Regions from separate parts of the Homo sapiens genome. Here all the other regions are linked to region 1. Evidence: chromatin loops called from intact Hi-C (ENCODE). Cell type or tissue: heart left ventricle. All regions are shown on one strand. Links, peaks and the distances in the headings refer to the core of each region. The heading gives the core; the rest is flanking DNA.

Evidence for each region. A loop is a pair of places that touch in the nucleus more often than their neighbours do. Peaks named below come from ENCODE experiments on the same cell type or tissue, not always from the same donor. Only the 100,000 strongest peaks of a DNase experiment are listed, where the experiment ranks them.
Region 2: a loop joins it to region 1, with 2.4 times the contacts of the local background. A loop is called at or near these places in 12 of 110 quality-filtered maps.
Region 3: a loop joins it to region 1, with 2.1 times the contacts of the local background. A loop is called at or near these places in 17 of 110 quality-filtered maps.

Annotation. Positions count from the first base shown.
Region 1 is chr12:46,649,405-46,659,902 of GRCh38, forward strand. SLC38A4-AS1 (SLC38A4 antisense RNA 1) reads left to right here. Exons shown (of 4, transcript NR_125380.1): 4 at 2,986-3,175. Among named protein-coding and RNA genes, the nearest start is that of SLC38A4, 170 kb to the right of the region's middle. In heart left ventricle, for the core only: no CTCF peak of the experiment used is centred there; no DNase peak of the experiment used is centred there; H3K27ac peaks cover 971 bases.
Region 2 is chr12:46,489,402-46,499,899 of GRCh38, forward strand. The region is part of intron 3 of SLC38A4-AS1 (SLC38A4 antisense RNA 1); the gene reads left to right. LOC124902923 (a long non-coding RNA gene) reads right to left here and starts at 5,069. Exons shown (of 2, transcript XR_007063284.1): 1 at 4,871-5,069. RefSeq lists a silencer at 585-879. In heart left ventricle, for the core only: no CTCF peak of the experiment used is centred there; no DNase peak of the experiment used is centred there; H3K27ac peaks cover 4,415 bases.
Region 3 is chr12:46,527,111-46,537,608 of GRCh38, forward strand. The region is part of intron 3 of SLC38A4-AS1 (SLC38A4 antisense RNA 1); the gene reads left to right. Among named protein-coding and RNA genes, the nearest start is that of SLC38A4-AS1, 150 kb to the left of the region's middle. In heart left ventricle, for the core only: no CTCF peak of the experiment used is centred there; a DNase peak (open chromatin) is centred at 4,920; H3K27ac peaks cover 1,802 bases.

The sequences.
Region 1 (10,498 bases), core at 1,341-9,340:
GGAGGCTGAGACAGGACAATGGCGTGAACCTGGGAGGCGGAGCTTGCAGTAAGCCGAGATTGCCCCACTGCACTCCAGCCTGGGTGAAAGAGCGAGACTCTGTCTCAAAAGAAAAGAAAAAAAATCACCCACTGACTGGGTCCTCCTGGTGTCCTCATCCTCATGGTGATGAGTGAGTTCTCACTCTATTAGTTCCCGCAAAAGCCAGTTGTTAAAAAGAGCCTGGCACCTCCCTTTTCACTCTTGCTTCCTCTCTCACCATTTGAGCTCTTCACACACAGGCTCCCTTTCACCTTCCACCATGAGTGTGAGCAGCCTGAAGCTCTTGCCTGTTGTAGGTGCCCAATCTTAAACTTTCTAGTCATCAGGATTATGAGCTGAATAAACCTTTTTTCTTTGTAAATTACCTACCCAGCCTCAGATATTTCTTTTTTTTAAAATTTTATTATTATTATACTTTAAATTTTAGGGTACATGTGCACAATGCACATAGCAACACTAGACAGACTAAGAGATCTAAGAACTGTTGATGTTTCAGTTGGTTCAGCTTTTCACTTTTTGTTAGGTCAAAGTGGTAACTTTCAAGCTTCATATGTGCTGGAAGATGCTGCTATGTTTTTAAAATAAAATTTTTTTCAAAACATAGTTAATTTTATGGTAACATTCTTGAAAATAGGTAACTCTCTCTGATAGTTTTCAGTTGTAATTTTTCACACCTCATAGTTAACTAGTTTAAAGGATTACAAAAAATATTTAACAATATCATTAGTTAATCTGAATAATGGATGCAAAAGTAACTATTTTGACAACTGATGATTTTGATAACTATGTACCTCTGAAAAGCACTTTGGTCAGTGATCATAAGAAAGATAGTATGGAGAGTTTGGTGAAGTGGAAATGTTAAACTATTTTCTAGCAGTAGAGTTGTTGCTTTTTCATTAACTAGCACTTGTTCTTACATCAATTCTTTTTTATATCCTCAAAATCATAATACCTGAGTTCGGCAGTTTGTTCCAGGGAAAATAATTTAATCTGTTTTAGCCAAATAGAATGCCGTCAGTTACCCTTATTTCTCTGAATTTAACAGGCATGTGAAATTGAATCCCATGAGCTACACACACTACTTTCTGATATTTATTATCTTGCTGAAGGTGAGCAGAACAACAGCTTTGCTCTTGTCCTATGATTTTAGAGATAATATCTGGTTGGCAACTGGCTTGGGCACTAGTGCTTTTGGAGGTGGTGTGTTCATCTAGTTGGAACCAGGGGCAGAGATAGCATCATTCCCACTGCGCCTGATTTAACTTGGCTTTGGATGATATCACAATTGGGGTTGGAACTTTCCACAGTAGATTATACAAATTTAACCATTATTTCAAGATTTTATCTTTTTGTTTGAACAACTCAGCTCCGGAGATAACATTTTATAGACTTATGCTCCTTCTAAACTAATGTTACTGTCGTTTGTATCTATTCTGATGTCTTTCCCATAGACAATGGATTTTTCTGAGTCATCCTTGGTCTATTTTTTTCCTGATCCTCACTGGGTTATTTGTGAGAGAGCTGGGGCCACTAGTAAAATCTCTGATTCTTGGTTACTGATTTTATCTGTGCAAAGCAAACCAGAACAGATGGATGAAGCCATTGACAGAACCTCTTACTACTATGCTGCGAAGCAGAGGCTCAGACTGTATTAGAATGATTAATGTACAGGTGGGGGTTTTTGTTTTGATCCTGATTACATCTTCAGCATTTTTGGATAGGATAAAATCTGTAAAGTAATGTTTATGGAAGTAAATAGCTGATTGATAAGACAGTCTTGGTTAGCCCTTTCAATCAGATGTCTGTACATCAAGTAATAGAGCTAGGCTAGGCTATCACCCTTGAGTTCCAGATGAAAGGAAGCCATTTTTTATTCCTGAGATTGTGTTCATTCCATACTTCTTATTTGACAACAGAATATAACACCCCTGGATCAGTAGAGCCAGAGCAATTTGGAAGGTCAACATTCAACATACTTAGAGCTAGAAGGGCCAATTTAGACAATTTAAGCAAAAAGATTATTTTCTTTGAGTATAGACTGTCTGTCCAAGAAGACTCAAATTCTGTTCATGGCTATGCTCTAGTGTTTTGGCTGGCGGGTTTAGAGGTTCTGGTGTTTTCCCACCTCTCCAAAGTAAAATATTGACACAAATGAATTCAATGAGTTGATGAGGGAAGAAGAATTAGTTGGATGAGATTGAGCAGATTCTGAGATTTTGTAAACATCTTGGTGCTTTGGGAGGACTTGGGCATGATTTGATGTCTTCTGATGGGAAGGTGAAGCATTCTGGGCAGCTGGTGGAACTCTACACTTCAGATTTGCTCTCTTGTTTTCTCCTCTAGAGCTGAGGGCTGTGCCCTGCCACCGGGCCACAAAGTGTCACAGGTATGCCCAATGCCCAGCCAGCACTACATTCTGGTTCTCACAAGGGATCCTCTTCTCAGTGATGTCCTTCAAAGCTAGCTGGGGCTTAGGTGTGCACCCCTTCCCCCAGGACCCAGAAAACATGTCAGGTTGTCCTGGCTCCCCAACCAGCCCAATCCAACCCTAAATAAAAACCTGAGCTTAAAAGAGGGGCAGATTTCTGTATACCAGTGGATTATGCAGTTGAGAAGGAAATTAAGAAACCTGAGTTCTCTCCCCAAATATGCTCTGGATTTGGGCTCTCAGCTTTCAGAGTGCTGATTTATTGTGTTACATTGCACAGCTTATTATAAAGCTAACTCTTATTCTTACTATAACCCTCCTGCTTAATTAATTCAAGAACATTTAGTTCCAGGTACTAAGATTAGGGAAGGCGGTCTGAACCTCCTTGGCCTGAGCTTCCTATTTCCACGTGAAAAGACCTCCACTAGTTTCACCCTCCAGGCACTCCCACCTAATAATACTGAGATAAGAGGCTGGTCAGCCAGGTGTGTCTCAGCCCCTTCCTCTTTCCACAGATTATTGCCTGCTCCTCCAAGCCCTTCACTGTAGAATGGAAGCCTGTGATTTTCCTGGCATCATGCATGACTGAGAAGGTCAGTGTGGCTAATTCTGAGCTTCAACATCAGGAAACCCGTAGTTCTTCACACTGAGCCGCCTCCTGCAGCACAGTCATCCTTGGTAATAAAGCTGATATTTTAATCAATATCTGTCTTACTCTTTCATCTTGTCCCTCATTTGGTTTAGAATTCAGGTGGGGAAAACAATTGTTTACTTTATCGGACTCCTAACCATGTGCTTGGCAGACACAGGTGAATAAATACAGTCTCTATTCTCAGGAAATTCATAGAGCAATGGTGGGAGGTGGGTAGATGGAAATGGAAGCAAAAAAAACAATGTGAATTACTGTAACTAGGGAAGTGGTGTAGTGGAGTTCAAGAGCTTCAGTTCTGGTCTCATTCAATCTTAGATGCATTCCCAAATGTGCCATTTAATAGATGAGTGACCCTGGGGAAGTAATTTTACCTCAGTGCCTCAGTTTTCTCATCTATAAAATGGGAATTATAATACCCACCTCACAGATTGTAAAGATTCAATGAGATAATACATCTAAATTGTTCAGCACAGTGCCAAGCATGAAGAAAAATCACCCTTTTGACCATTGTTATTATTAGAAGTGTGACATATATGCTGTGTAATCTACAGGAGGGCACCTGTCTCTTCACGTGAGTGCTATTATCCAAAGAGAGGTAGAAAAGAATTCTGTCTATATCATAGAGCAATGATAAGCAAAGCAACCCCAGACTGTAGCTAATATATATTTTGGGGCATCACTCTGTAGGTTCTAGTTTGCTTTTCAGTCTGTCAGTTGGGTGGTAGCTACTCTCCAGCCTGGCATCAGGCACCCAGCAGAGAGGGACCGGCAATCACCAGGCTAGTGCAGCACGAATGTATATTGGTTTATGAAAGCAGCTACCTCCCACATGCAAGAGAAGAGTAAAAGAGAAGAATAGAAGAGGAAAGAGAAGAAAAAAAGGAGGAGGCGAGGAAAAGGAGGAAAGGGGAGGGGAGGGGAGGAAAGGGAAGAAAAATGTATAATTCAGTTCCTTCCAATAAATATGGCTGTGCAATAGTTTACATTAATATTACCAAAGTGACCAAATTAATGTATGAACTCACAGAATAATAATTCAAAATTGATACAAGGAAGTCACATGTAAATTAGGATGGACAGAAGACACATGGAAAGAGGGATGTGCATAAAAGATGCAGGGGAAAGCCTTCATGAAAAAATATGGAAAGGAAATAGAGAACTGTACTACTATCCTCCTCTATCTGTCAATTTCTACTAAGAAGTTTTATACCCTTAAAAAATCATAAAGTTCACATATACACTTTCTCATCTACACTGTCTCTACAAGATACTCAGTCTTTATGAGATGACTTTTTTCATATCCAGTTCTTGCTCTTGTTTTAATGTTCTGGTACTTCAATCACTTTGCAGCAGGAAGAAGGAGACCCTTTTTTTTCCTTTTTTTTTTTCCTTTTGAGACAGAGTCTCGCTCTGTCACCCAGGCTGGAGTGTAATGGCGCAATCTCGGGTCATTGCAACCTCTGCCTCCCAGATTCAAATGATTCTCCTGCCTCAGCCTCCTGAGTAGCTGGGATTACAGGCGCGCACCACCACGCCCTACTAATTTTTTTTTTTTTTTTTTTTTTTGTATTTTTAGTACAGACAGAGTTTCACCATGTTGGTCAGGCTGGTCTGGAACTCCTGGCCTTGTGATCTGCCCACCTTGGCCTCCCAAAGTGCTGGGATTACAGGTGTGAGTCACTGCGCCCGGCCAAGACCCTCCTTTTCAATACCATCATCCAACCGTCTACTTATGACCACACCCCGCCCACCTCCATCCACCTGGCTACTTATTCCAGCTGCAGCAGCCTCCCTCTCGCTCTTTAGCATTTGAGGTTCCTCTGGCTGGGATGTCCATCCCCCTGACTTCCACACTGCTTGCACCTTCACTTTCCTTAGATCCTACTGATACTACCTTATTGGGAAAACTTTCTCTGGCCACTTTTTTTCAATGAGAACTCTATCTCCCCAAAATACTCCTTCCCTTTTCTCCTGCTTTATTATTCTCCAAAGCCATAATCTCCATCTAACATGGTATATACCTTTACACGTTTGCTGGCTTATTGTTGTCTTTCCTTCTGTCTTAGGTTGGATTTCCTAGAAACAGAACCTGAGAGAAGAATTCAGGTGCATATTGAGGGAATGCTCTTCAGGAAAACCTGTAAAGGGAGGGAATGATGCAGGATAGTGTGAGTGAAGCAGCCGGGCAAGGGTGTGCTTCCAGGGAGGTCTAGCCATGAGAAAGAATTTTTCCGGTGCACTAATTGCATCTGGAAGCAAGAGGCCCACTCTTTGTACCCTCCTTTCAGTCGTTGGCTGTGTGCTGAGTTCGGGGCATTGCGACTTCCTGGCTGAGGCAATGCCCTTGCACTGAGGTCAATTCTCTTTCGAATGGGACAGATGGGAGCCAACATGCATAGAAACTGGGAGCAGAAGTGTTGGCCATGTAAAAGGGACCCAAGACAGGCAACTAAATGACATCTAACACTTCCATTACAGTATAATCTCCATGGTATTTCAGACTCTCTGGTTTGCTTTGTGCTGTATTTCTAGCACACAGAACACAGCCTGGCACATAGTAAGTCTTCAATAAATATTTATTGAATGACTTAATAATCTTAGTGAACTAGTGTAATGTGTATGCCAGGGGACAAAATGGTGAATGAGACAGACATGGTCCCTGCCCTCGTGGAGGTATGGTTTAATGGGAATGCAGACATTGGCAATTTAAACACAGTTTGAACAGTTCTATCATGAGAAAAGCAGGGTGGGCTAAGAACACACAGTAGGGACACTTAAACCCCAGAATTTGGAAAGGGAAAGTACTACAAACTTTGTGGTATGGTGAAGGTCTGTGTTTTTCATTGTAATTATTCACAGAAAGCAGAGGGCACATTGATAAAGTTGGGAAAATATTTGCAAGACTGCAGAATTACTATGAAGATTCTAATTCAGTTTTGTTTCAGCCATGATTTCTGTCACAGATAGAAAGATCAAAGGTTGAACAACCTGAACCAGGACTTCTTACATTTGCCCCGTGGTCTGTCTGTTGTCCCATCTTCACAATGAGAGGGTTGAACTTGAATTTCCTTCCTCGGGTCTCTGGAGGGGTCTGGGTATTGGGCTCTGCCCATTCTGTGGTAGGAAATGAGGGAGTGCCAGCCAGTCAACTATTAGTGCCAGCCAGTCAGTATTTCCTGGGATTGAGAGATTCCCTTGGACATTTGAGAATTGGCATAGTTTTCCTTTAAAAGTATCAGTGTGGTATTTATTAGGTGGCTTAGTAATTAGGTCCATTTAAAAAAAGAGAACTCAGTTCCCCTGAGGATTTGATGATGCCTTGGCCTCAGTTGGTGCTTGGTAACCCCGGTAATCAATCAATTTACTTGTATAGTCTGGTCTGTCTAGGGGATTCTATACTGCACGGATGCAAACTGCCTTCCCCAATTTTTCCCAATTTGGTTTATACAGCTATGTGTAGCATCCCACATATTTGGGGGAATGTGTGTGTGTCTGTGTGTGTGTGTGCATGCATGCACGCAAGAGCTTGTGAATAGTTGGGGAAAGGCCATACGAGTTGAACTGGGGCAGTGTCTTCAACTACAGCATGACTGTTTTGGAGAGAGGATCTTGCTCTGCTGCCCAGGCTGGAGTACAGTGGCACAATCACAGCTCACTGCAGCCTCAACCTCCTGGGCTCCAGTGATCCTCCTGCCTCAGCCTCCCAAGTAGCTGAGACCACAGATGTGAGCCACCAAACCCAGTTAATTTGTTTTGTACTTTTTGTAGAGACAGGGTCTCACTATGTTGCCCAGGCTGGTCTCAAACTCCTGGACTCAAATGATCCTCCTGCCTTGGCCTCCCAAAATGCTCGATTATAGGTGTGAACCCCTGCGTGCAGCCTACAGCATGACTTTTAATGTTTGATAGTCATGTGCCTTTAGACATTTTCATAATTCATCCTGGAGAATGGTAAAAAATAAGTTTTGTTGAAATATAAAAAGGCCATTGAAATGTCACAGAGTGGTTTACCTAACAGTAAATTATATAAGGCCTGAAGGTAGGGGTGGGAGAGGGGATATTAGTCAGGAATTTCTAGTAATTTGAAGCCATGCAAAAACAACAATGTTCTCAGGCATTATTGTGTTTGTTGCTAACTTTTGGCCGAGCGATTTTGAGAGTTTTTAGCTCTTCCCAGTCTGGGCAGTCACATTGGGCTTGTCACTTCTGCCTCTCACTTGTGCTGTGTTCATGCCCTGGATGGGTGCTCTTGATTGGCTGCTGCCTTACCCACCCCTTGGCACAGCTGCCTTGAGGTCTGCCATGTTCATTGGGGCCCACTCTGCTAATTTATTTTGCCAGCTTTGTGCTTAAATTTCTTCTAGATTCAGAGCTTTGATTGAAGGAATATAATATGTCACAAAAATAGCTGGTTTCATTTACCAAATACTAATTTTTTGCAAGATGATAGTTCTTTAGAAGGAGATATTTCCTGAATGCTAGTTAGTTATAAAATTTGTTTTACATAAGTTTGTTGAATGTTGTAATATTTGTGAAAATAGAGGTGGGTGCATAATGTCATGGTTTGTTAATTGAATGCTGACCTAAATAACGATACGATGGTGTAATGGGAGGAGTCCTGGACTAGCAGGCAGGAAAGGTTAGCTCTTGGTACTGCTTGGTTGTGACCTTTGGCAATTCCCTTGACCTCTCTTGGCCTCAGTTTCTCTACAGAACTAGATAATGCATAAGGCTCCTTCTAACTCTATAAGCAAAGTTCTAAGTCTATGTAGCTGGAAAGCTTGCAAAATCAGCAAGGGTGTGTGTTTTTATTCACATATCTTAAACTCATCTCCTAGAACTTTGGGTCAAAATTGACCTTGTGAAAAATAAAACCAAACAGTTGAAGGCTCTAGCTTATCTGACACCCTAACTTAATTTTGATCAAATGTTGTTTTTATATGAAATAGATTACTAAGATAATAATATGCTTGGGTAAAAGGTATTGGCTCTAGACAAAGGAATTGTTTTTTTTAGCTCTGCCAGTTCTTATAAGGGAAAGCTGATATTTTCATCAGGAATGGGGTACAGTCTCCCTTGGGAGAGCTCAATGCCATGTAAGCCAACACATATATTGCCCCAGGACTTAAACAATTCTATGCTGGAGATAATCAGAAATATGCACATATTTCTTTTTTCTTAAGCAATACCCAACAAATTCAGAAAGTTGTCATATTTGAATTGTTTTCCTTTTCAGAGGAGGGATGTGCAATACTGAATAAGGAGAGAAATACTTTTCTAGGAAGTATTTTTCGTTTTTTGTTTTTTTTTTTTTCAGAAAAAAACCACTTTTGAGGCACAATTGTCATAAAATGTCACTTGTAGCATGAAGCAAATATAGAAACTCTGTCCCTTTGCAGATAGGACTGCCTGTTAAGTGATGGCCGGTCAGACTTACTTGATGACTCAGTACAGTGAGAGACAAGCATTAGAGCTGTTAGTTGTTACTAACACTAAGCAGAATAACAGAAAACAGGCAAAATAGGGTCAAGTAGAATTGTCAATTTTTGCCTTTCAGAGTCATTAAAGGGAAGAACTGGGGCTGAGTCGTTAGAATAGGTTAGTTGTTTGAGTTATTCCATCAATCCGAAATTAGAATTACCTTCATACCTTCCTTGCCTTTCCAAACTTCTGGGCCATGTCACTGAGAGTGGCCAGGACTCAGCTGATCTGCAGCAGGGAAACCACCCCCAATCTGTGGCTACTCCTATACTTAGGCTTAAACTGGACATAAGGCCATTTCATACAATTTCAGATGTTTGTGTTTTGTCTTTGCAACATGATATATATGGTTAAAATAATATAATTAATTTTTAATATTGTAGCTTATTGAAAGATAAAAAGTGAGCCTTGCTGCTTTTTTAGCTATTCTTTTGGACACAGCTACTACAAGAAGAGAAAATATTGGCAAGCCAGGGGTTAAGGTACTACAAGGAGGGAGCAATTTTCTCTCACCTCACGAGGAGGAAAAGACCCAATAATGGATTTTACTTCCCTCCTCGATGTATTAGATTTTACGGGAAATTTAACATGGTATGTCTTTTGTATCAAATCACAGAGTGAGGGCTTTTCACTTTGAGGAAATCCTATACACTAAAAAAGGAATTTAGCAGTTAGTAGGGTAAAATTCACACAAGCAAAAGTTTTATTACTTTACAAAAGGCTCTTTTAGTGAGCCAATCCCAGTGCTTTAAAAAGAACATGTTAAGTGAGGAGCATAAGCCTGTTTCCTGAGTAATGACTTCAGTTAAATTGACACACACATAGCCAAATGTTCTTTGTGCCTGGCAGGACCCAGGAGAAATCACCTAATTTATAACTATAATGCCCATATACACTGGCATCAAAATTTCCACCCCACTTGGATGCAAAATTGTACTTTAGTGCTCAAAAAAAATTTTTTTTCTTAACTGCCTCTATGCCTTTGTATAAGAGACTCTTGTAGCTAACACCTTTTTATTTATGAGAAAAACATTTGCAAGTCTTTTATTTTTTGTTTAATTTAGTTTTTACCAGAAAATAAGGGGCCGTGTACAGCATATTCATGGAGACTAAATTAACTAATAGGGTTTAACTGTCGGTTGAGTGTTCTGAGAAAATGTCTGGGAAATGAACTTATAAACAGAAGGCCAGTGTTCAGGGTCCCTAGAGAAATAATGATGGGTCCTGCTCACTGAACATTTTGTGCCTCAGAGCGGCCAAAAGTGGGAGAAGAGGGAAAGAAAGCGACTAAGTGTGTGGAGAAGTTGGAGTGGTGTTTTTACCAACGGTGTGCTCAGGATTTTTTTAAACAACGATATGTGCAAGTCGTTATTTAGAACAATGTACGAAAGCGTATAATAAACATATGTGGATGATTGGGGTTGGCTATTAAGGGAAATACAGAACTGATTTTCCAAATGCCTTGCAGACTGCCAGACTCTGGAATGCTGGTTTTAAGCTGCTCACAAGAGCTACTACCTAATTGGAGCTCTGTGTATCTCTGAGCTTACAACCCTGGGGGACTTTTAAAAAAACTGTTGTCGTTAGAACCTTCTATTTTGAACAAATGGGCTAGTAAGAACAAAAGTAGAAGTGTCTCTTGTACAAAAAAGAGAAGACTTAGCTTAGAAAACCTAAACACACTTAAAAAAAATACCAGGAGGCTTTGATTTTTATGTTTTACTTTTGTGTTATGCATATATATCATCTGCCACCTAAAGTGATCAGGAAGGAGTCTGAAGAATGAAGATAATTTTTAAATAACAAATATTCCAATATTTGTTTATTCTGTGCCCAGGAGGCAGAGAGAACAACAAATGTGGTCCCTGTATTTTGTCTTCTCCATACTCTTTGCT
Region 2 (10,498 bases), core at 961-8,960, 160 kb before region 1:
TGAAATGATATATATGGCTACCAATATCTTCCATTCTAAGTGAAAAATGAGTCAAAGATTCAGACCTATGTTTATTTTGTTTTCAATAGCCAGAGAAAAAGTGACAATGATCTTCTCATGGAATTGGCAAAAGGAGCAATGTAACCATGTGTACCACAAAGAGTAGCTGTCTCTGCCATTTGGTTTGGAGAATAAATGAAATGAAGCCATTATGAGGGCGGAAACATAAATATTATGCAAAAACAGGCATGTTTCGGTGGAGTTAATCTCTGTGCAATCCTTTCCTTCCAAGCCCAGCAGCTCTGCTGGATTCTAGTTACCAACCAAGCCCTGGGCAGGCCCTTCAAATGCATCATGGCCTTGTTTCTATCCCCAGGCTGGTAAGTCAGTTACATAAAATTACATGTTGTTTTCAGGAACCTGTATTTGTGATTTGAAGTTGGTCACTCCTTAATTGGCTAACAGGTATAATTCTAGAATTTTCCTAATTATTCCCATGAATATAAAATGTTTTGAACCTTGTAGGATTTTTTTTTTCCTCTGGGATGTGATTTACTCCTGGCTGCTCTTTTTCAAAAAATAAACTGGATGATGGCCAGAATCATAGGGTGAAAAAATAGCCCTGATGAAAGTGTTCTGGACAACTCTTCCAAAGCAGCCACTGGATTATGGGAAAAACGTTTACAGGGAGAAACCACAGAGCATGGTAAGCAGGTTCAGATTTGGTCATCAATAAGTCTATTGTTCTTATCTGGGAACCTTTTTGTTCATGGAAGTCCTTCAAAAGGGCCACACCCCTTCAGTTCTGTAGAGGTTCCCAGACAGTGACTTGGGGTGGAAAATAAAAGGAGGACTTTTTGTTTCTGACGGGGAGCTTCGCCAGGCCTTACTAGGGACTGATCTTACTTATAGCAGTGAGGCAGGCACATGGTCGATGTGCATATGAGCTGCAACGCAGAGGTCACTCCCAGGCTGGGTCAGGTGTCATCTGAGTTAGGAGATCCAAGTGTGAGGACCAGCAGCTCTAAGTGGGAAGCAAGTTATTTTATTTAGTCCCCAGGATATTTATTTGTAATATGAGTACAATAATTCCTGGGTCTAGCCTCTTTCACAAAGTTGTTACATTGATCAAATCAGAAGTGAGAGAAATAAAAAAAAAGGTAACATTGTTATCACAGCATTTTGAGATGCTGAGAATGTTATAGAAATATAGCATGCTCTTATACTTTTATTTCATTTTGAAAGAGGCAATACCCTTTTATCTTTATTAAGTGCCCTCAGAGATTAATGAGAGATGTTTAAATGAGTGTGAATATGTGAATTCACAGCCTTTCTCCACTGCAGAATGGTGAAACGATTCCAAGATGTTCTTCCTGGGTTTGAAGTCTTTGCCTGAACACAATTATGCAATGATTTGAAAGTCAGTTCCAAGATCTCTTGAACTGCTTATGAGACATTTTGTTTATTAAATAATTTTCTGAAATTGACTAGGTTTTAGTGACTCATGGATTCATGCAAACATATGCATGACATTTAGAATTATAGAACTAGAGGGGAAGAGATCAGCTAATGCACCCTGTGTTTTACAGTAAAGGAAATGGTGCCAAGAAGTCTAAATGACTTGCCCAGAGCTATATGAAGGTGTCCATGAGAAAACTGGGGCTAGAACCCAGACCTCCAATTCCCGGCTCGGAGTTCTTTCTTTTGAACAGATTTTCCGTGAATATTCTGATTACATATGCTATTTCCATGGTCAATGCTAAGCCCTTGGAAAAAAACAAAAATGACATTTTGCCCCCCAGTGATCTCAAGGTAAGATAAATATTTTATAATTGTAATGCATGGTGTCTTTAAAGAATGTACAATTCTCTGCAAAATTTATAACCCAGAAATGCTTTCAGGTACATTTAATCTTTACAATTCAGGTAAAGATTGTTATTTAATTAATTAATTAATTTTTTGAGACAGGGTCTCACTCTGTTGCCCAGGTTGGAGTGCAGTGGCATGATCATGGCTCACTGCAGACTTGACCTCTCGGGCCCAATTGATCCTCCCACTTCAACCTCCCAAGTAGCTGAGACTACAGGCACAAGCCACCACACCTGGCTAAGATTGTTATTTATGCTATATATGGAAACTACCAAGTAAGAGAGAGTGGCTTGGTCAAGGTTTCTAAAAATTGAAACAGACTTAAAAAAGATTGGGTTTTCAATTCCATTCTTGGAGTTTTTAAAAATGCAACATGAAAATTGATATTTAAGTATTTTTAAAAATGAGTATTAGTCATGGAGATAAGACTGTCCCTACTTCCCTCCTTTGTTTGGCTCTAAGCTGATGCTGGACTCTGCCCTAGTGTATCCTTAAAAGCTGATGTTCATGTCACGGCAACATTCCAATCCACAATGGATTGAGTTTTCCAGTTCATCAACAAAATCTCACTTACTTGAGAAAGGCTTGTCTGAAATCAGTAGTAGTGGTAGTAATAATAATAATAATGATAATAAACAATTGATATTTATCAAACACTGATTGTTTCCAGGTTCTGTTCTAGACACTTTACAGGTATTAACTGATTTGATCTTTCCGGCAAGCCTATGAATAGACACCATTATTATCTCAATTTTGCAGATGTTGAGACTGAGGCACAGAAAGCTTAAGTAACTTGCTCCACGTAACACAGTTAGCAAATGGCCGATAAGTTACATTTCGATTTTTGTTGTTCTTATTAAAAATGTTTACAATGATCATTTTTATATAATAACTCTAGTAGTTCAGTTATTTGTTTTGGGGCAAAGATTCTCCTTGAACCTCAGTTTTCAACTCTAAAACAATTGGGTTGAAGTGGTTGACCTTGAGGGTTTGCTCTAGTTCTACATGGTTACCAATTTATCACATCCTCTCACATCCTTCTTATGCTCTGTGGACCTAGGCTGTCCTGTCACACTCAGTTCCCTTCCTTCCCTGCCTTGCTCGATTTCCAGGGATAAACAAAAGTCACACATTTTTATCAGTTTTATTTGTATATAAACATAAGATGAGCTAGTCCTTCAAGACTTTTTAACTTGGGGAAAAACAAGGAAACTAAATAACCACTCCTGCTCTCCCTCTTTTCTCTCTCCCACTTCTTAAAATATTTGTTTTAGCAAACCCGTTTATCAAAGGTAATACAAAGTCCTCCACTAAGGAATATGAGGTCCAAAAATCCTACAGTTCTTTCCTTTATCCCAACATGTTTATACAGACAAAACCAGGTTAAAATCGACACAAGGTCAACTTGAAATGGGGAAAGAGGAAGGTGACGTCACAAAATAAACATGAAGTCTTGTGTACAAGCATCTGCAGAAGAGTTCAGCCTCACCACTTGGGTAATGCTGTTGGAATGTGGTCTGGGTTCACTGTATTTGAATGTAGGGCCGTTTAATATCAGCTAGTTCAGGACCACCCTTCTCACCCCCCATAAAGTGTGAGTCCCAGAAATTCTGCCCATATGTGAGTTTAATGGTAGGTTTGGGTACGGTTTGAAATGGAATCATCAGAAATTGTAACTTCCTTGACTCGGAATCAATGAGCTTTTCAAATAGTTACAGACATTGGAATTTGTAACTTTTCATATATAAAACTATCTTATGAGGTGCATATTTACCAAGCCTTGAAACAAACCCAAGTACTGAGATAAAAGTTCAAACTATATCGAGTGCATTGATGCTGAAAGGAACAGAAATAATTGTTTATATGTGTATTTGACATTCCACCCAGAAGGGGTTAAATCTCTGCTCTAGTTGATGTATTTTCTTCCTTATGAATTAAACACTAAAGTATGTCCATTTCATCACTTTCTTTACACACCTAACTCTCCCTTTATTGTGCCTTGTCTCCACTTGTCTGCAGAAAGATCTCTCCATATTTTGCTTCTGACGCCAAATAACCGTGATCACTTACGATGAAAGAGTATTGGTTAATAAGATTGTTGAGAAAGTTCTGTTTTGTTTATAAAGTCATTCCTATGTTTTTCATAATGTATCTTTTATCTTTGGACCAAGAGCATTGATCCCACATCTTTTTTTTGCTGAGTGTTTTCATTTGAGGTTGATTGTAACTATTTAAGGACATATGGTAACTACTTAAGGGCTTAATTATTCAATCATGGAGAGTTGGGTGGAACATGGGGACACAGAGGTTCGTTGGGAGATAGATGGAGGTTTCTCCTTACTACCTATGTGTCTCCCACAATCCTTTTACAGAGGGAGAGTGGTGAACTGTCTCCTGGAAAAGAGAAAGATTTATCCTTACATAATTTACCTATGTTTGTGCACTGAGCTGACATGTACCTCTGTATCAATGCTAACATCATTTCTCCCTCCCTTTTAGATAGGACTTTTATGAATCAGAGCGGGATTCTGTTAATTAGAAAGATGTGTGTGTGTGTTGAGCTTGGCACACCCTCTTTTCATTAGTGATAGAAGTGCCCGATAAGGGGCGGGGTGGGGGGGGGTCATGATGACCTTAACCTGGGTTCTAGTTCAATCCATAACCCAGAGGCAAAGGTAATGACGTGTGTATAATCACCACTTGAATTTTCTGCTCCACTGTATTTACATTAGAGGGAAACAAATCTTGTAATATGTACGTGCTTTCCATTAAGGATGCAGCACAAATATCAACAGTGTCCTTCTAAGTCAATATTTGCTAGGAAAAGCACAGGATGTTCTTGTTGTCATCATGGTACCAAGGCTTCACAAACTAATAAAAACATTGAAATTGTTACATATTCATACACAAGTACTATGAAGCATAACAGGAAAAAACAGGTCTACATTTTCATAAAATTAAATTCACACATGCTCTGATAGGCAAAAAGTTTTGTACTTACATAGATCATGGATGGAATTTCTGCTCTGTCTCTTGTGGGGTAAAGCAGCTTTAATATTTTATTGGAAAATAAAATTTCTTCTTTGTTGGATTCTCTTCAGATGAAACTGAATAGATGAATAATGTATATGTTTTATGACAATTAAAAAAAAGCCCTGTAATTTGTACAACTATGAGTGAGAGGAGTCAATTGACATTTGAAGCAAAAAAGATAGATAATGAGAGGATAAATGGATGGAAAATTCCACAGCTCAAAATCCCAATGGTTTCTTCAGGACAAGATTGTTACTTGAGAAGGCTCTGCTGAATTTTTGGCATTCCTGCATTATCTCACTTTGAAGATGGAATGTAAACTATGGTTTTCAGCCAGTACCACTGTTCTCTGAAGTAGATTCAATTTTATTTGCTGAAAGTTTTTGGTAACACCGATTTCTCTAAATTTAAGTAAATAGTTAATGTTTCAAAGGCCATTATTAGTCTCTCTTAGTGGAAAAGAGCAGTCTCATTTTTGGGAAGTCCATGGCAAATTTCCTTTCATGGGACTCTTACCATTAACCCAGAGACTCACTTTTATCTACAAAGGCTTTGTTGAAAATTTTGGCTACTTGTATATTCTACTGCAAATCCTTATGGGATATTGTTAAAAATTCATTTGCTATAGAAATCAGGAGGATTGCCAACAGGTATGCTCAGTGGAGGCTGGGGAAGAATCCGGTGCTGATGGTGAAGATGAGTTCCTTTGTCCATCATCCTGAGCAGAGCAGTTTCATGGATACATTTGGTGCCACTGATAACACACAAGACTTGCAAGTTTAAGTTACTTTTACTACTTTCTGCTGCAGTGTACGATTCGATAATTTTCTAAGTATCTTAAGCATTTTCAAATCAAAACAAAAATACCAAAGGAAACATCTAATAAAACTTCAATGTCTTCTTACTTGCATATTTATTAAAAATAAATAGAGGAAAGATTTTCATGAGTTATTATTTATTATTTTACTTTATTTTATTTAATTTTAATTTAATTTTATGTTTTTGAGATGGAGTTTCACTCTGTCGCCCAAGCTGGAATGCAGTGGTGTGATCTTGGCTCACTGCAGCCTCTGCCTCCTCTGCCTCCTGGGATCAAGCGATTCTCCTGCCTCAGCCTCCCCAGCAGCTGGGATTACAGACATGCACCACCATGCCTGGCAAATTTTTGTATTTTTAGTAGAGACGGGGTTTCACCATGTTGGCCATGCTGGTCTCGAACTCCTGACCTCAGGTAATTCACCTGCCTTGGCCTCGCAAAGTGCTGGGATTTACAGGCGTTTAATGGGTTTTTTAAAAAATAAAATATTCACTCATACATGCAGAAATAAAATTTTTCTTCTTGTGTTTGTATCAATAAATATCAGATACTGAAAGTTATCCTTAAACATTGGTTGTTAGTAAGATTATTTCAACTAACTAGGGATTTTGATATATGATGCAAAAAGGTCAGTTTTAAGGACACTTAAAAGATCCTTTAGCATCAGTAACATAAAAGTATAAACTGCATATATGGTAGAATAATACATTATTAGAGACTTTTATACTCCAGAATTTAGAAACATTTCTTATTGGCTTACTACTGTGATTAAATTATAAAATCAAGTTTGCATGTATATATATATATACATATATATATAATATATATATATACATATATATATATTATATATATATACATATATATATAATATATATATATACATATATATATATTATATATATATGCAATATAAAATATATAGTCATGTGCTGCTGGGTGCAGTGGCTCATGCCTGTAATCCCAGCACTTTGGGAGGCCAAGGCAGGTGAAATACCTGAGTTCAGGAGTTCAGGACTAGCCTGGCCAACATAGTGAAACCCCATCTCTACAAAAAATTAGCCAGGTGTGCTTGTGGGTGCCTGTAATCTCAGCTACTTGGGAGGCTGAGGCATGAGAATTGCTTGAACTAGGAGGCGGAGGTTGCAGTGAGCCAAGATTGCACCATTGCACTCCAGCCTGGGCAACAGAGCGAGACTGTCTCAAAAAAAACAAAAACAAATACAAAAACAAAACAAAACAAAATATACATATATATATATATATATAGAGAGAGAGAGAGAGAGAGAGAGAGAGTCGTGCTACATAATAATGTTTCAGTTAAAGTCAGTCTGCATATTATATGATGGTGGTCTTTTAGATTATAATGGAGCTAAAAAATTCCTGTGGCCTAGTGGTGGTAACATCATAATGTAATGCATTACTCATGTGTTTGTGGTGATGCTGGTATAAACAAACCTACTGTGCTACAGTTGTATAAAAGTATAGCAATGCGATTACATATAGTGCATAATACTTTATAATGATAATAAGCAACTATGTTACTGGATTATATATTTAGTAAACTATACTTTTTATTGTTATTTTAGGATGTACTCCTGCTTATTTAAAAAAAGTTAGCTGTAAAACAGTCTCAGGCAGGTCCTCAGGAGGTATTCCAGAAGAAGGCATTGTTAACATAGAAGGTGACAACTCCATGCGTGTTATTCCCCTGAAGACTCTCCAGGGGATAAGGTGTGGAGCTGGAAGACAGGGATATTGATGATCCTGTCCCTGTGTAGGCATGGGCTAATGTGTGTGTTTGTGCTTAGTTTTTAACAAAAAAGTTTAATAAGTTAAAAAATTTAAAATAGAAAAAAGCTTATAGAATGAGAATGTAAATAAAAAATATTTTTGTATAGGTATGTAATATGTTTGTGTTTTAAGCTAAGTGTTATTACAAGTCAAAAAGTTAAAACAATTAAAAAGTAAAAATGTTACAGTTAGCTAAAGTTAACTTATTATTGAAAAAGGAAAACTGTTGTTTAATAAATTTAGTGTAGCCTAGGTGTACAGTGTTTATGAAGTCTACAGTGGTGTGCAGTAATGTCCTAGGCCTTCATGTTCACTCACTGACTTACCCAGAGTAACTTCTAGTCCTGCAAGCGCCATTCATGGTAAATGCCCTATACAGGTGTACCATTTTTAATCTTTATTTTACTTATTTTATTTATTTATTTATTTATTTCTGAGACGGAGTCTGGCTGTGTCTCCCAAGCTGGAGTGCAGTGGCGCCATCTCAGCTCACTGCAAGCTCAGCCTCCCGGGTACATACCATTCTCCTGCCTCAGCCTCCCAAGTAGCTGGGACTACAGGCATGCGCCACCATGCCCGGCTAATTTTTTTTGTATTTTTAGTAGAGATGGGGTTTCACTGTGTTAGCCAGGATAGTCTCGATCTCCTGACCTTGTGATCCACCCGCCTTGGCCTCCCAAAATGCTGGGATTACAGGTGTGAGCTACTGCCCCCGGCTTCCATTTTTAATCTTTTAGATTTCTTTTACTATACTTTTTCTATGTTTATATCTGTTTAGATACACAAATCATTAGCATTGTGTTACAATTGCCTACAGTATTCAATACAGTAACATGCTGTACAGATTTAAAACCTAGAAGCAATAGGCCATACCATGTAGCATAGGTGTATAGTAGGCCATACCATCTATATTTGTGTAAATATGCTCTATGATGTTCTTACAATGACAAGATTGCCTAACAAAGCACTTATTACCATATATCCCTGTCATTAAGGGACACATGACAGTATATATTGTTTCTCAATCTAGAAAGGATTCTGAGAAAATGGTTGGTATTCAAAGCATGGCTGGCCACTGCTGGAAGAACCTGATGAACTGCATCATAGGCTTTTCACTTAGGACTAGGTTGTATGTTACGGATATATATATATAGAATTGCTCTATTGGCATGAAAGATCCTGTAGTTCCTTCAGTCTACTTTCTTCTTCTACAGTTTTGTTAGATCCAACAGCATGGTACCTAAGAAAATCATTAAAGTGGGACTTCAAGGTGTATTGTCTTCCTTTACCTTTGAGAAATTTGAACCAATAAGGAAAGTATAATACTGATAGTTTTCTATAACACTGCTGCTACGTTAGTTAAAGAGTTTCTTTTGGTGAGAAGTCACAGAAAGTGACCTTAAAAATAGGGAATTTATTAAAATGATCTGGAAGACTCTCATAGGATCTAAGAAAGAGTTGAATAGGTAGGTCTTGGGAACGTGAGATGCCATGGAAATGTACAGACCATGTCAAATGACTCAGCTCTAGGGGTGCTGGGTCTTTTAGCAGCAGATTCCCAATTCTTCTAGGAGAAAGTCTGATTGAGCCAATGTGGGTCACTTTGGATCAAAGAGCTATGGTGAGAGGGGCACTAACGATCATGTAGCACATACCATTGTGGGCTTGGCCCGAAGAGGAAGAAGGCATATAATTTACTATAGCTGGGCAGCCACCATGTTAATGAATTTAGAAATTATAGCTTCCAAGTTCTACATGAAATGTTTATACACATGCACACATACATAATAAAAAAACCTCATGGTTTCTTATACATTCAGGAGCTATAGTTAGCATGTTTGTAGGGAGAAATTATTGCAATATCAAGTAAGTAGTTTCAAGGAATATTATCTTCACTAGCATAGCCACGCCATTTCGTCAGAAGCTTACCATGAAGTCATTGGAATAGAAATGTAGGAAATGAGAAATAGCATATACTGTAACACATATTGAGTAGGTAAACACATATACAAGTCAAAATGCCCCGTGACAACAAAACCCCAATCTATATGTGTCCTTGGCTTCACCCATGGGGACTCAAGAGTACTTGTTAATTTATTCACTGAATTGATTTATCTTTCTTTCATTTTCATTTTATTTTATCATGGTAAGAACACTTAATATGAGAACTACCCTCTTAAAACATTTTTAAGTGTGTGCAATACATTACTGTTGACGATAAGTAAAATATTGTACAGCAGATTTCTAGAGCTTATTCATCATGCTTGACTGACACTTCATGCCCATTGATTAGTAACTCCCTATTTCCCACAACCCCCAGTCCTTGGCACCACAATTCTGCTCTCTGATTCTATGAATTTGACTATTTTTAGATACCTCATATAAATGGAATCATGCAGTGTTTGTTTTTCTGTGGCTGGCTTATTTCACTGAGCATAATATCTTTAAGGCTTACCCATGTTGTTTCACATTGTTGAATTTCCTTTATTTATAGATTGAATAGTTTTCCATTGTGTATATATACCACATTTTCTTTATCCATTCATCTGTCAATAAACATTTAGGCTGTTTCCACATCATGGGTATTGTGAATAGTGCTGCAGTGAACATAGGCGTGCTAATATATCTTTGAAATCCTAATTTCAATTCTTTTGGCAAAAATACCCAGCCAAAAGAAGTGAAATTAGGATCTCAAGGATATATTGGCCAGGCATGGTTGCTCACACCTGTAATCCCAGCACTTTGGGAGGCTGAGGTGGTCAGACCCCCTGAGCTCGGGAGTTCGAGACCAGCCTGACCAACATGGAGAAACTCCGTCTCTATTAAAAATACAAAATTAGCTGGGCATGGTGGCTCATTCCTGTAATCCCAGCTACTTGGGAGGCCGAGGCATGAGAACTGCTTGAACCCGGGAGGCGGAGGTTGTGGTGAGCCAAGATTGCACCATTGCACTCCAGCCTGGGCAACAAGAGCGAAACTCTGTCT
Region 3 (10,498 bases), core at 1,411-9,410, 120 kb before region 1:
AGGTCTCAGAATTCTTTCAACGTAGTGCTCTAGTAAGCTCTACTAATTGACTGGTTTTGGTAGAGGAATGGAAACTACTTACCGTCCTTTTTCTACTCTGGCCTAGTAAGTTTAGAAGCACTTAAAAATTGAATGAGGGCAAAATCAGGGGCTGCTCTGTGGCTTAGGACACCAGGGAAGCTATAAAAGAGAGTGCTAGCCCTTTTGTCTAAAGTCTTGTGTGGGAGAGTATTATTTACCAACTGAATCTATAATAGTAGAAGTTTTGTTCTGATAATGGGTTAGATAACAAAATGCCTTTGGGTGTTCCTGGGTACAGAGAGAGCTGGGCTTCTTAGCAAAAGCAGTTAACCAGGAGACAGGTAGACAACCCAGCAGGTAGTACTGCTACAGAATGCAATGTATGAATACAACTTTTCTCCAGGAATTGTATGGAATACTGCCACATCAACACACTAAGGAAGAAAAATTGCATAATTATGTCAATAGATTCATAAAAAGCATTTGACAAAATCCAACAGCCATTCATGATAAAAACTCTCATAAAACTAGGAAGAGAAGGAGAACTTCCTCAACTTGATAAAAAATACCTGCAAAATCCCTACAGCTAATGCCATACTTCATGCTGAGAAACTTAAGCTTTCCCACTGAGATCAAGAACAAGGCACGGATATTCCTTCTCACCACTGCTTTTCTCAATATCATATTTGAAGTCCTGGCTAATGCAATAAAAGAAGAAAATGAAATAAAAGATATATGGATTGATCAGGAATAAATAAAAGATTGCTCACAGATGATATGATTGTCTGTGAAGGAAATCTGAAAGAATCAGCAAAAAATAAAAATAAAAATAAAAAAAATCCTGGAACTGAGTGATGATAGTAAGGTTGCATGATGCAAGCTTAATATTCAAAAGTCAATTGCTTTCGTATATACTAGCAATAAACAGATGGAATTTAAAATAAAAACACAATACTATTTACATTCGCATGCAAGGAAATGAAATACTTAGATATAAATCTAACAAAATATGAACAAAAGCTCTATGAAGAAAACTAAAACTCTGGTGAAAGAAATCACAGAAGAACTAAATAAGTGGAGAGAGATTCCATGTTCATATAGAGAGCCCAGAAATAGACCCACATAATACAGTCAACCAATCTTTGACAAGAGCAAAGGCAATACAGTAGAGCAAAGATAGTCTTTTCAACAAATGATGCTGGAACCATGAACATCAATATGCAAAAAAAAAAAAAAATGAATCTAGACACAGTTCTTACACCCTTCACAAAATAAACTCAAAAGAGATCACAGACCTAAAAGTAAAATGCAAAACTCTAAAACTCCTAGAAGATTAACACAGGAGGCAATCTACATGACCTTGGGTTTGGCAACAATTTTTTTTTTTATATATACACCACCAATGGCATGATCTATAAATGAAGGAATTGGTAAGCTGGATTTTAGTAAAATTAAAAACTTCTGCACTGCTAAGAAAATGAGAAGACAAGTCACAGACTGGGAGAAAATATTTGCAAAATACATCTTTGATAAAGTACTGTTATTCAAAATATACAGATATATTTTAAACTCAGCAATAAAAAACAAACACCTCAGCTAAAAAATGGGCCAAAGAACTTAACAGACACCTCATCAAAGAAGATATACAGATGGCAAATATGCATGTGAAGTGAGGCAGCACATCATATGTCATCAGAGAAATGCAAGTTAAAACAACAGATACCACTACACGCTTATTTAAATGTTCGAAATCCAGAACACTGACAACACCAAATGCTGGTAAGGATGTGGAGCAACAGGAACTCTCATTCATTGCTGGTGGGAACACAAAATGGTGCAGCCACTTTGGAGGGCAGTTTGGCAGTTTCTTAGTAAACAAAACATACTTTTACTATACAATCTGGCAGTCACTGTCCTTGGTATTTGCCCAAAGTAGTTGAAAATTTATGTCCACACAAAACTCTGCATAGAGATGTTTGTAGAAGGTTCATTCATAATTGCCAACACTTGGAAGCAACCAAGATATCTTTTAGTCGGTGAATAGGTAAATAAAATGTGGTACATCTAGACAATGCAATATTGTTGAGTGCTAAGATGAAATGAGCTATCAAACCATGAAAAGACATGGAGGAATCTTAGATGCATATTACCAAATGAAAGAAGCCAATCTGAAAAGGCTACATACTGTATGATTCTAACTATATGGCATTCTGTAAAAGGCAAAACTATGGAGATAGTAATACGATCAGTGGTTTCAAGGGGTTAGTGGGGAGCATGGGATGAATAGACAGAAAAGAGAGGATTTTTAGGGCAGTGAAACTACTCTGTATGTTGCTATCATAATGAATTCATATCATACATTTTTCAAAACCCATAGAATGTATAGGACCAAGGATAAACCCTAATATAAACTATGGACCTTGGGTGACAATGTAGGTTCATTGATTGTAACAAATGTACCACTCTGCTGGGGGAACGTTGATAGTAAGGGAGTGCGTATGTGTGTGTATAGGGGAGGAGGGAATATATGGGAAATCTCTGTATTCTCTGCTCAATTTTACTGTGAACCTAAAGCTGTTCTGGAAAATAGTCTATTTAATAAAAAAATATATATTTAAAAATATAATTATTATTCTCATACACATTCTTTGTCCTGTTTTCTCATTTCTTTTTCTAGCAATCCTACTAGTCAGGTATCGAACTTCTTAGCTTAACCTTCTAATTTTATTTCCTTTTCTTTCCATTTCCCATTTTTTTGTCTTTTTGTTTCACGCTCTGGGAAGTAGCTCATTACATTCCAAACTTCTATTGATTTGTTTCCTGTAGTATTGTAAAATTTTCATAATAAATAAAAAACATCTCTGAGTTTTTTTTCCCTCACTCCCTGTGTCCCCTTACACAGATTCTGTTTTTCATTTCGTGGTTGCAGTATCTTTTCTTATGTATATATGTTGATGTTTATCATGGTTTTATTTTTATGTTTCATCCTTTTTCCTGAAATATCTGGGATTCTGTTAAGTTCTAGTTTTTAATGTCTATTTCTTTTTTACATTTCAAGCTTTCCTTCTATGTCTGGAGTTTTTGTCTCTCCATGTATAGTTAAGAGTGAGGCACCATAAAGCTGGCTGGGAACTAAGTTCAGAGTATTATTGTAGATGATAGTGATGGCAGCTGCAGGCTGCCTGGAGAGGCCACTGCTATCACACCAGTGGCTGCAGGGAGGGCACGGGGAGGTGGTGGACAGCCGTCCTGCAGCCCACAGCACTGGAGGCTACTGCTATGGGGCTCAGCTGGGTTGCCTGCTTGTGGGGGAGCAGCGTGGCAGGGGAGAAGTGTGGTTGGGCAGACGGGGGCCCTGAGGTGGAGGTGGGCCCGGGGCGGTGCCATACTTGCACATGGAGTGTGAGAGTCGGCCCTCGTGTGTGGAACTGGGGTCATGCTTTGGAGGCCCAGGGTGGGAAGTGGGAGTGGTACCTGCTTTGGGGACCTGGCCAATGGTGCAGCCACTGTGCCCACCCCGTGGAGGGCGCCGGGTTCCTGTATCTCGGGAGGAGGCTCTGTTCAAGGCCACCCAGGTCTGTATCCCCAGGGTCCACCCCCCACTGGGTGACTGCCGAGCCTGACACTCCCAATGGCTGGGCCAGGGCTGCAATCCGCTAAGCCCTGGGCCACCCCTGAATGCTGCGGGAATCAGGGAGCTCATGGCAATGTGGCCCCTGCCCCCAATGCTGGCCAGGGCACAGTGAGCACCTGGAGTGCCCACCCCAGGCTGTTAGGGGCTGTGGCTGTGGCTGCATGCCCACTGAGCTGGAGGGGGCTGGGATCAGGCAGGAGCCTTCCCCCCATCCCCTGCAGCCCCCCACCTCTGGGTTGTTGCAGCCTCCCAAGTCCTGGCTGTGGACTGGGCCTTTTTGCACTGTTGGGGGCCCAGGAAGGCCCCCACCTTGCCCTTGCAGGCCCTGAGGTGCCTGCTCCCACTGCCTGGCCTCTCCCCACTCCCAGCGCCCTCTCAGATCTTGGAGAGTGGTTGGGGCTGAGCCTGGGCACTGTAACAGTCTAGCTAGGTGGGCGTGTGCTCAGGGAAGTGCTGACACAACAGCCCCCTGCTGTCTTGGCCCCCTCTGGACTTTGACCGCTGACAAGCCTGAGGGCAGGGAAATCGAGGGGGTCACTGAAGGTGGCTGGGAGCTGGCTTGCAGGTGCCCATTGGTGTGAGCAGCCTGGGTGCCATGGACAGTGGCAGGAAGCAGACAGCCTCCTGGATGGAACAGGGCAGGTCCCCAGTGAGGCCCCACCTTCAGGCCTGGGAGGGCCTGAAGGCTGGGGACTGGGCTGCCAGTCCCACAGACTGGAGTGGGGACTTGTGGTGCCTTTTCTGGGACCTCCCATGGCCACCCATGGACTAATTGGCAGGCACTCCTCTGAGGCCCATAAAAGCCCTGGGCTCAGCCAGAGTAGAGCAGAGCAGATGACAGAGAGACGACAGGATGACCATCTGCAGAGAGGAGCTACCCTCTCTTCTAGGAGATGAACACTCGTTGGGAGACCCTGGCTGTGGAAAGGAGCTACCCACTGTGGTTCCCCTCTGAGCTGTTCTGTTGCTCAATAAAGCTCCTCTTTCTCTTGCTCACCTTCTACTTCTCTGTGTAACTCATTCTTCCTGGTTGCAGGACAAGAACTCAGGAGTGGTGAGGTTAAAAGAGCTATAACACAAACAGGGCTGAGACATGCCCCTTGCTTGGCATGTTGCAGGTGAAGAGAAGGAGAGAAGAGCTGTGGCCCTTTGGGGTGCCCAGTCCTGGGGGCTCCCGAGCCAGTGCTGTGACCCCTTCCTTGGGACCCTGGTGTCTCCAAGCTTCCAGGTGCCACCATGTTCCCTGGTGCCAGCCGTGGAAGCTGCTTGTGGTTTGTCTGGTCCAGCTGTAGCCTGACAGAGAGCCGGTGCCCATGCTGGTACTTGGAGCTGCCCACTCTGCTGTAGCAGCTGCACAGAGGTTTCCAGCCAGAAAAGTGCTGCCCCAAAGATCCCATAACAATAGGACAGAGAGTTAGCTTTTCTGTTAGTTGGGCCACAAATATTAGTAAAAATGGCTTTTTAAGTATGTGGGTTTATTTAGTTTTGTTTATTCATAGAAGGATTCTCCAATTTGTTACCTTGCAGGTATCAGCTTAGTTGCCAGTGTTCTGATGGGGGCGGGGTGTGTGTGGTGGGGTCTCATCTTTTTATTTACAGACTTTCACTCAACCTCCCAGTTTTAGTCTCATGGGTCATCGTTAGCCTCTCTCTTGACCTTTGCTGGGCTGGGCAATTCCATGGCTAGGAGGTTCTCTGGTTTATTTTATCCAAAGAATGAACAATCTATGTTTTAGGGGGTGAGAAGGAATAGTCAGTGGGGCTTGGGCATCTAATCCTATGCAGATTTGAAGCCAGTCCTTTTCTGCTCCATATCTCATCTCCACTTTCTGTGGAACTCTTTGGAGAAGATTCTGGAGTGAATTTTTTGTATCTAGATAAAATCCCCAGCTGTAGAGACTGAGTTTCAGCTTTTTCTGTTCTACTAAGGCAATCACCATGCTTTCATCTACTTTTCATCTTGAAAAAAAAAAATGACATTGCCTACTCTTAAATTCTCTTTGTAACTTTTCGCTTTTTAATAGGAGACAAAGAAGATGAACACATGATTTCATCCACCATGTTTAGCCATGGATAATATGCTTTCAAATCTATATAGTTTTTAATGTCAAGGGAAAATGCTCAGTTTGTGAAAAAGTTAAAAGAAAAAACTGTGAAAGGAAGCATACCAAGGTTTATTTCTGGGCTGTGAAATTATTAGTGATCAGTTACTATTTTGTTTAAAAAATCTTTTCTGCATTTGCTAAATTTTCTATAATAAGTAGATAGGCACTTTCATGAGAAAATAACTTAAAAATACATTTACAAATCTATACTGATGCTTACATTAGCTCAGCAAGGTCAACTTTAATTGCAGTGACCTGAAGAAGGAAAAAATGTTTATTTTCTTCATGCCAAATATTGAAAACCTTTAATAATAATTAAATGTATGTGGTAAACAAGCTATAATCTTTCAGATAAGAAATGGTGAATTTTCTTTTCACTATTAATGTGAATTCAATTTCTATAGACAATGGTTAGCAATATATATTTTAAGATTATATAACTGGTAGATATTAAAGATCTAATGTAAGAATGTACTCCATACGTATGGTTACTTTGATATTAGAAGGTGCTTTACAATACCTGACTATAATCTAAGAGTATTCCAAAATGGGCTATAGGAAATATCAGCTCCATCTGATTCTCTGCAAAGAAATGTTTGCAAATTGTTACGTAGTATTTTATTTTCCTGGAGCAATAATTCACATTAGGGAACTGAAGCCTTGGAGTATACTGTGGTAAAGAAACGTGGCCAATTTTATCGATTTAACTGTTTGAATAAGAGTTTTTGAAACTTATTTTGACTGTGAAACCCTTTCTCCCCCAACAAAATCCCTCCCTGTAATCCTGGCCATTATCATTATTATTGTTATTATTATTGCCACTTAAATTTAAATGTCAGTGTTTTATTCATTTCAGGCAATAATGATGTCCTTTAGGCAGAGAGATTATGAAGCCACACTTGACTTTTCTGGTTTGGTAGACTCGAACCATTCAATTTATTTAGTGACTGAGTAAAGTAAAAGTAACTATGTTGGATAGGTCCTCCATTGCTTTAGGCAGGAAGCAGGAAAATATTTTACTGCTCTTGTGTTGTGGGTTGGAGTAATTTCCTCATTTTGTTTTCCCTTGTTCTTGGATAAGGCTTAGAAGGTCAATGGTTCCAAGTTGTTTCCCAGCAGCCATGGCATTTTGTAAAGCCTGAAGCATCTTGTGGGAGTGTATTTGCTGAAATATATCTGTAGGTGCTGGTTATTGTCAAATTGTACGTCTGGAGCCCTGAGATATGAAGGTTTATTGTCTAATTTTCAAGTAAACACAATTTTAATGAAAGTAATCATTTAGGGATTTTCTTTAGCACATTTGCTTTGTATGTCTGGACTCCTTTTATTAAAGGAAATGGGAAAATAATTTGGGAATCTAAAATAAATCAGACTTTATCTGTTGATACTGTTAAACTGGACTATCTGAGCATAAAAATGGTGGGATTTACAATAAAATAAATTGCTTGGAAATAATTGGCTCTTCTAAAGCAGTTTTTCAAAGCCTCACCCTCTAGGTAGTCCTTTCATAGTGGGAGGCCACTGGGTTTATTACAAAGTTTGAGCGTCTAGACAGACAGGTTGCAGTTCCACTACACAGCTCTGAGATATTACTATTGGTACTATTAATAGCAACTTTTATTGAGGGCTTAGTGTATGCTAGTTATTGTGCTACAGGCAATACATGCATGAGCTCTTTTAATTTTTACTACACTGCATCAGAGAATTGGACTAGAAGGCTCCCTATCTTTCTTCCAGCACTAAATATCTCAGGAAATATGTCTCAGCTGCCAGACCTTTGTTCCACTCTGGGGAGATGGGGAAGTCAGGAAGCAAAGGAATCTTATCCTCACTCAAAGGGGTGTGTAGACAAACTCAAGAGGCTGAGTTGGAACTCAGAACCATTTTCCATTCCAAACCAATACATAATCTAGTATAACATATATTATAATCAGATGGCTTAAGTGGGCTTTTCTGGTGGCCCAAATGTCTGATAGCTATTAAAATTTATATAGCATTGTTTTCTTGAATCATACTCTGTTTCAATTGGGTAGGGGAAGAGGTGGCTTGTATTGGGATTCACGGGGCCATTCTGTCATGAGGGTAGCTGGGCAGACAGAATTCTGTTTATATGTTTTAAACACAAGTTATTTCATCCTACACGTAAGAAAATTGGGCAGTGTGTGTCACTCCCAAGTGGGTCACTCCTTCTTCTGATGTGTAGGCACGATAGAACTCACCATCTATCCTTTATCTTCCTAAAAAGGTCTCTTACAAAACACTCAGAGGGAGCTTGCAGAATTCGTAGGAAACTGAGCTGAATATTTATTGAACTCTGTTACTTTTCTGATATCATCTTTTTTTTACTGTCACCGTTTGACTGGTTATCTTCTGAAAGACTACTGGAAAGAATTCTTTGCTCAGTTCCTATTAGGGTTTTAATGATTTCTTTCTTACCCCATTAGGAAATATTAACAACTGCATGTTAAATAGTTAACCAAATAAGAAAGATAAAATCAATCAGTGTTTAAATTACATCTGCTGAGTTTAAATCATTTAGTAGGTAAAGGCTTCCTTATCTTTCAAATGTGAAGCCTTATTAGAAAACCAGATATATTTTTTTCAAGCAGCTTCAATACTTTGGCAGTTCTTGGAGATTGGCTGGACCGTTCAGTTTGAAGCAGACGGATTTACTAGGGCCCCAGATCATACAGCCAAGGGTTTATAGAGATTCTGGCACTTCTAACAATCATGAAAAGGCAGCCCTACACAAAATGCCAAAGTGTGAGCAGAGGGACTGTGACAGGGCCTCTTACAAGGCTAAAGAAATCCGACAATCAGAGATCTATTATTTTGGCTTATGATTTTGTCACCTAGTAAATTGTAAAAACCCTGTGTGAGAGTCAGCCTTGTGAGTTTATCAAAAACTTTCCTGGGAGCAGCATTTCATGTTGATGATTAGGACAAAACTGGACAGCTAGGGCTGGAGACAGGGAATTGACAGTGGTCGGCACATTGGTGGGAGGAGGGAGGGAAGGCTGAGAAAAGGCAGCTGATGATGAGCGGAAGGCTACAGACAAATTTTACCTATTTCATTCATTTCTTTATTCGACAAATATTTATTGAGAATCTACTGTGTGTGAAGCACTTTGTTAAGGGCCAGGGAAGAAATAATTGGGCTTCTGGAAGTTCTGACTGTGGGAGAGAGGCAGCCCTGTCAACAGGTACTAACGGCAGTATGTAAGAAGTGTCACAGTTGGAGCAGGCAGCGAGAAGGGGAGGATCCCAGAGGAGAATGTGTGTGTAGCAGGGTCACAGGGAGCCATCTCGAGATGGTGATGTCTGAATTTTTTTCTTAAAACATAAATAGAAATGTTTACCCAGATGAGAAGCCACTGTAGGCTGAGAGACAGCCTGGGCAAAGGGCACTGACTGAGAGGTAGCCCGGTTGTATTAGTCTGTTCTCACAATGCTATAAAGAAATACCTGAGACTGGGTAATTTATAAAGAAAAGAGGTTTAATTGGCTTATGATTCTGCAGGCTGTACAGGAAGCAAGGCAGCATCTGCTCAGCTTCTGAGGAGGTGTTGAGAAACTTACAATCATAGCAGAAGGCAAAGGGGAAGTGAGGCGTCTTACATGGCAGGAGCAGGACCATGAGCATGGAGGGGGTGCTACATGCTTTTAAACAACCAGATCTCACTGGAACTCCCTATTGTGATGACAGCACCAAGGGGGGATGGTGTTAAACCATGAGAAACCGCCCCCGTGATCCAATCACCTCCCACTAGGCCCCACCTCCAACACTGGGGATTACAATTGAACATGAGATTTGAGTGGAGACACAGAGCCAAACCATATCCCTGAGCAAAGGTTGCGGGCGTAACAAAGAGTTTGCATGGGGGTTGAGGCTGAAACTCAGGCCGAAACACTGTGGAAGACCCTCTTCTTTAGGGATTTAGGACTTGATTCTGTAAGCAATAGGGAGGTTCTAACCAAGGAAGGGGCCTGACCACATTTGTATTATTGAGAGATGGCCTTGGTCACCGTGAAATCTATGGATTGGTGGGAGGGAGTGCATAGAGAGTGATCACAGGGGCAATGGTGCACAGTTTTGACCATCTCGTGTCTCTGGCATGTCCTAGTGCTTGAGAGTACCCTACAAAGAGGACTGTGTAGAAGCTGTGTCTCTATAGCTTGCAAGAACCTCAAGCAGATATTTTCTTGTGTCTGCATTTCAGATGTTTGTTTTTTAAACTATAACTCAAAGCCAGGAAGACCTATTAGCATCAGGGAATGCAATGATCTAAGTCTTGGATAATTTAGATAGGATTATGCATAAGTGCTATTATTTGTATATTCCTATTGAACATTTTCAGGATATTATTAACTCATTTGAACAGCCCATCAACACAAGAACTAAGAATAAGGTAAAATTTTGTTAAACTCCAGTCAAAAGTAATTGCTATCCTATTACTGAATCATAATGTTGGTATTTTTAAAGGTCGCTTTCAAAGGCACCAAATGATAGGCTTTAACTTTACTAAAACCTTGGTCTCAATATGAAGCCTGTGTTTTAGATGCAGTTTCACAAAATGGTTTTATGTTCGAACCCAAAAGACACACTGATCTAAGGCCCCCATTGTTTTCAGAAGGAAGAAAAATCCTGCTGAATCCAGGAGCTCTTGCTGTCCCTTTTGCCCTCACATGAAACGTCTTTGTGGCTCAGACTCAATGAGCTATGGACCTGTGGACCCTG